Linked DNA regions of Homo sapiens: region 2 is linked to region 1. Evidence: chromatin contacts called from ENCODE Hi-C or POLR2A ChIA-PET data. All regions are on one chromosome and are shown on one strand. Each heading gives the region's core, a stretch centred on a gene start or an enhancer-like site at or near the end of the contact. The rest is flanking DNA. Distances are from core to core; before and after follow the strand shown.

What was found. Hi-C counts contacts between places; a loop is a spot of excess contacts on that map. ChIA-PET counts read pairs that join two places held with the same protein, here RNA polymerase II (POLR2A). Pooled maps may share reads with other maps.
Region 2: a loop to region 1 is called in a map of Right ventricle myocardium inferior, with 4 times the contacts of the local background. The contact joins two enhancer-like sites. A Hi-C loop is called at or near these places in 11 of 168 maps with a recorded cell type or tissue (Right ventricle myocardium inferior, cardiac septum, esophagus muscularis mucosa and 4 more) and 7 of 50 pooled maps. POLR2A ChIA-PET finds 5 or more read pairs at or near these places in 1 of 52 experiments (WTC11).

Annotation. Positions count from the first base shown.
Region 1 is chr9:69,214,698-69,217,368 of GRCh38, reverse strand. TJP2 (tight junction protein 2) reads right to left here. Exons shown (of 23, transcript NM_004817.4): 3 at 906-1,030. Among named protein-coding and RNA genes, the nearest start is that of TJP2, 42 kb to the right of the region's middle. Within about 2 kb of position 1,333, at least 3 of the 41 ENCODE cell types and tissues checked have a DNase peak (open chromatin) inside an H3K27ac peak, as active enhancers do.
Region 2 is chr9:69,390,674-69,393,344 of GRCh38, reverse strand. It overlaps ENTREP1 (endosomal transmembrane epsin interactor 1), which reads right to left. Exons shown (of 11, transcript NM_001347995.2): 11 at 889-1,744. The coding sequence ends at 1,541. Among named protein-coding and RNA genes, the nearest start is that of ENTREP1, 67 kb to the right of the region's middle. Within about 2 kb of position 1,302, at least 5 of the 41 ENCODE cell types and tissues checked have a DNase peak (open chromatin) inside an H3K27ac peak, as active enhancers do.

The DNA of each region.
Region 1 (2,671 bases), core at 84-2,583:
CATACAGTTAACTTTAGACTTCGTCCTGAGAAGTTATCCTGTGGGAATCAGGCATGTATCATGTAAAATGGTGTTACCAGCTGGGTATGGTGGCTCATGCCTGTAATCCCAGCACTTTGGGAGGCCGAGGTGGGCAGATCACTTCAGGTCAGGAGTTTGACACCAGCCTAGCCAACATGGCGAAAACCCGTCTCTACTAAAAATACAAAAATTAGCTGGGAGTGGTGGCAGGCACCTGTAATCCCAGCTACTCAGGTGGCTGAGGCAGAAGAGAATTGCTTGAACTCGGAAGGTGATGGTTGCAGTGAGCTGAGATCGCACCACTGCAATCCAGACTGGGTGACAGAGCAAGACTCTGTCTGAAAAAAAAAAAAAAAAAGAAAAGAAAAAATTTATTAAAAATTAAAATAAAATGGTGTTACTTCTTCAGGTCAGAAAGCTGGCAGTTGGAAAACTTGTGGTTTTCCTATAGTAAATTGTCCCAACTTCCACATCACTCTTACAAATAAGATAATCAATAAACCAAAGTCTCCTCATTAAATTCTTAAAGAATATAAATTAAAACAAACATAAACAGTGTTGGTTAAGCATCGGGGTTGAGAAGCATGCCAATTTAAAACTCCATGTTCAGAAATGATTCCTAAACCTAGGAGGGATGTTTGGAACTATCTTCTTACGGAAACAACTGCCCTCCTCGCTCCAAAGCTGGGGTGTTCCCAAGGTTTGGGCATTATTCAAACATGGTGTGTTATGGCTTCCATTCCAGCTTGAAGACTTTTCAAATATTATATAAAAGTTTGTTATTTTTTTCTTTTTTTTAAATAAAGTGGACACCAACCAAAATACCCCGTCTAGGGCCAACCAGTAGGGCTGGTAGGGGCTGCGGAGCGAGGGAGGACACTCACTGGAGCAGCCCATCAGCAGGCCCACCCGGGAGCACATCAGAAATGACAATTGACGTTTCTCCATTTTCAAAGTGGGGGTTGTCTCTGCCTCCGGACACTGCAATTCCAAATCCTCTTTTGGAATCCTGTACATCAGAGAGGAGAAATATTAAAAATCCTTCAATAAGTGGCTTTCAGGATTTATTACAAGCACTCAATAAAATAAAGGTCAAATCAATAACCAGAGACTGTTCAGGAACAGATGGGCTTACAGAAACAAATGAGAAACAAAACAAAGCATAGTCATTGTCAGCTGACAGGTTTATAAAGGGAAATTCCTTATCTGAAAGAAACAGCCTGTAGAGGCTGGAAAAGATTGATAGTGCAGACTGGAGTTATCACTAGAAGCTGGCCGGGATAGGAAACAATGTCTTCAGTCCAAATAGGGACGTACTGTTTGAAGCACCAGTTGTACCTCTTTGCATCATGCTGGCCCGAGCTGGAACAACTTCAGTAAAAACTGAACCTGTACTAAAACTGTATTTTTTAATTTTCAGATTTCCTTATTGTATTTGTTTTTTAAGAGACAGAGTTTTGATCTGTTGCTAGGCTGGAGTGCAGCGGTGTGATCACTACTCACTACAGCCTCAAATTTCTGGGCTCAAATGAGCCTCCTGTCTCAACCTCCCAAAGCACTGGGATTACAACAGACAGCCATTGTGCCTGGCCTGTACTGTAAATATTTTTAATTCTTCTGTATATTGTGATGTTTTGACATATTAAAAAAAAAAAAACCTTCTGCCTAGGCTCATGGCTCATGTCTATAATCCCAGCACTTTGGGAGGCCAATGCAGGCAGATTGCTTGAGTCCAGCAGCTCAAGACCAGCCTGGACAACATGGCAAAACCCTGTCTTTACTAGAAATAGAAAAAAATAGCTGGTCATGGTGGTGCACATCCATAGTCCCAGATACTTGGGAGGCTGAGGTGGGAGAATCACCTGAGCCTGTGAGGTCAAGGCTTCAACAAGCCAAGGCAGCTTTTGCACTTTAAATTGGGCAAATGGAGAAGTCTCTAAAAAACAAAAAAAAAAAACCACAACTTTCTAGCTGGGCGGGAAAAGACTGCTCTTCCCAGTGCTAGCCAATCCTTTTTAATTTTATTTTTATTTTAGATTCAGGAGTACATGTGCAGGTTTGTTATATATGTGTATTGTCTGATGCTGAGGTTTGGGCTTCTAATGATCCTGTCACTCAAGTACCGAACACAGTACCCAAGAAGTAGTTTTTCAAACTTTGCTCCTCTCCCTCCCTCCGTACTTTTGGAATTCCCAGTGTTTACTGTTCCTGTCCTTGTGTCTGTGTGTACCCAATGTTTAGCTCCCACTTCTAAGTGAGAACATGCAGTATTTGGTTTTCTGTTTCAGCATTAATTTGCTTAGGATAATGGCCTCCAGGTACATTCGTGTTGCTGCAAAGGACATATTTCGTTCTTTCTTATGTCTGCCTAAAATTATATTTTTAAAGTATACCTTTAACTTCAAAGTAGATGTGTTGGTAGTTTCATTTCAACATACAGTGAAAAAGAAGTAAATGGATTTGTTTGTTTTTTTTTTTTTTGAGATGGAGTCTTGCTCTGTTGCCAGGCTGGAGTGCAGTGGTGCTGGCTCACTGCAACCCCTGCCTCCTAGGTTCAAGTGATTCTCCTGCCTCAGCCTCCTGAGTAGCTGGGACTACAGGCATGTGCCACCACACCCAGCTAATTTTTGTATTTTTAGTAGAGAGACAG
Region 2 (2,671 bases), core at 53-2,552, 180 kb before region 1:
CCCCTCCTTTCCTCCATCCCTTGTCCCCACCACAGTTCCCACTCTGGCATGGTTCGTTGGCTTGGACCCAGGAAATCTGTGGTCTGGAGAGGCAAGCTAGAAGTCTTAACAGCCCTTTCCCACAGAAGCATGAAATGGCAAACCAATTTCATGTTTGGGAGGTCGAGGAACAGAGCAGTTTCTGGAGTTGGACTGCCTGGGTGTGAATGGCAGCTCCACCCCTTAGCTGCGGAGGGACCGTGCGCAAATTACTGAACCTCATTTTCCACATCTGTCAAATAGGGACAATAATAGCTTCCACCGCCTATGCTGTCATGAGCACAAAATAGGAGTGTGTGCAAAGCTCTTAGCATAGTAGCTGGTGCACAGGCAGTGCCCAGCAAGAAGCAGTACTCCATTTCCTATGTAACCTCTCTACTCAACTCCTCACCTCCACTCATGTCTGGCCCAAACTATTCTCCATGCAGCATGGTGATCTTTTGAAAATATGCTGACATCCATCACTCTTCTGCTGAAAACTCCTCAACAGTATCTCATTGCTAGCACAACAGGCAGCCTGTGCAGCTACTGCCCACCGCTGCCCTGACTCGGGGCTGTGGTCACAGTGGCCTCTGGTGTTCTTCGCCCCTCTCTCTCTACCTGGAACATTCTTCCCTGATCCACTAAGTCGTGACTCAGCTCAAGTGCCATTTCCTCGAAGAAGAAGCCCCTCTAACCACCTATTGCTCTTTTTCAGCAATAATCCCCAATCTGTAATTACTTTATTGATTTATTGTCCGTGATCCCATGAGAAGGCAGCTCCATGAAGCCATCCAGCCAAGTGCTTGCTGAATGAACGATACAGCCCGAAGGATACATGTAATAACAAATATTACACATCAAGCCCAGTGGCCCAAAGTAAACATGTTTATTCTCAGTTCTGCCTTAGGGGTCTCTAGTTTTGCAAGCATGAGTAAATGGAATCAACAATAATCCTCTCCTTAAATGTCTGGCATTAAAATTTGTCACTTAAGAAGTTTCCTGTTTTGCCTAAAGAGAGTGTGATTTGAGGGTGACCTGAAACAAGGCTTGAGGCTTGTGGACACATAGGGTTAATCGCCTTATTTCCTGCCAAATCGCAGAGCAGTGAAAGGCCAAAGGCAACTATAAATAGCAGCCCGGCAGATCTGTCCTTCCAAGAGGGAAAGAACTTAGCAACAAAGAGAGACACGAGGGGTGAAGTGGGCAAAGAATCATTAGCCCAGTTTCTGCCCATGCCAGGGCATGTGACCCTTGGGAATGCTGCGAGGCCCAGCAGAGGAAGAAGAGGATCAAAGCTTTCATAACCTCCAACTCAGTGCATCCCAAACCCAGACGGGCCTGGACCGACCTGTGCATTTACTCCTGAATGCCCTCAGTCAGCAGACACGGGAGCCAACAGGTGGGAAAACGTGTCCTCCAGAGTGCTCCTTTTTTTTGAGGTGGACCACAGCTCCCAGCCAAGAAATGGCAGAGAGGAGAGGGATCCTTCCCCTTGGAGTGGCCTTCTGTCTTCCAGGGTTCACAGGACAGTCTCTCGGATGACCCCAATGAGGCTGTGTGGCCGCTCAGCCTCCACTCGCCGGGGCCTCCTCTCGGCTCGGGGCCTCCCCGCTGGTGTGAAGGTGTGAAGGTCGCCGCAGCTCTGGAGGTGCAGCAGGCCAGGCTGTCTCCGCGAGGGCAGCTTGTGGGCCCTGGATGTGCTGGGCTGCAATGGGGCCATTATCTTTGGGAAAAGAGAGGGGTGGGGAGAAGTTAAGTAAGCTTTACCAGATGTGGCCCTTTGACCTACCTCCTAGGTCCATCCACCTATCTTAATGTGTAATTGCTTTGAAAAAGAAAAAAAAAAGGCATTTTCCCAAAGTGGAACTCACTTGGAATTCCAGAGGTTCTTTGTAAATCCTCCAAATGTTCTACCATGTCCGCTGTAGACCCGTAAACCACACTTAACTGGTTTGTCCGTTGCAATTTCTTGCTTTAACATTCTTCTCATTGCTTTTCTCTAATTTCTCTGAAGTCTAAGTCAGTGATCCTTGCTGGCATCTGAACATTACTACTGGGTCAGGGAGGGACGGGTATTGTCAGAAACATGAATTCTCAGCAAATTGCTACAGAATTCCCATAGCAATGGGGACAGTTAGCCTGGACTCAGGCTCAGGAATCTGTATTTTTAACAAGAATCCAAGTAAGAACCACTGGTCTGGGATTGGGACCAGGTGATGGGTTTATAAAATGTCAACCAAGTATAGGCGCAGTGGCTCACACTTGTAATCCCAGCACTTTGGGAGGCTGAGTCAGGAGGATTACTTCAACCCAGGAGTTTGAGACCAGCCTGAGTAACATAGTGAGACTCCATCTCTACAAAAAAAAAAAAAAAAAATTAATTAGCTGGGCATGGTGGTTCATGCCTGTAGTCCCAGCTACTTGGGAGGCTGAGGCAGAAGGATTACTTGAGCCCAGGAGTTCTAGACCAGCCTGGACAACATCGCAAGACCTCATCTCTACTAAAAATAAGAAAACTTGGCTGGGCGTGGTGGTGTGTGCCTGTAGTCCCAGCTACCTGAGAGGCTGAGGCAGGAGGATCACCTGAGCCCAGGATTTCAAGGCTGCAGTGAGCTATATCTACACCACCGCACTTTAGCCTGGGTGACAG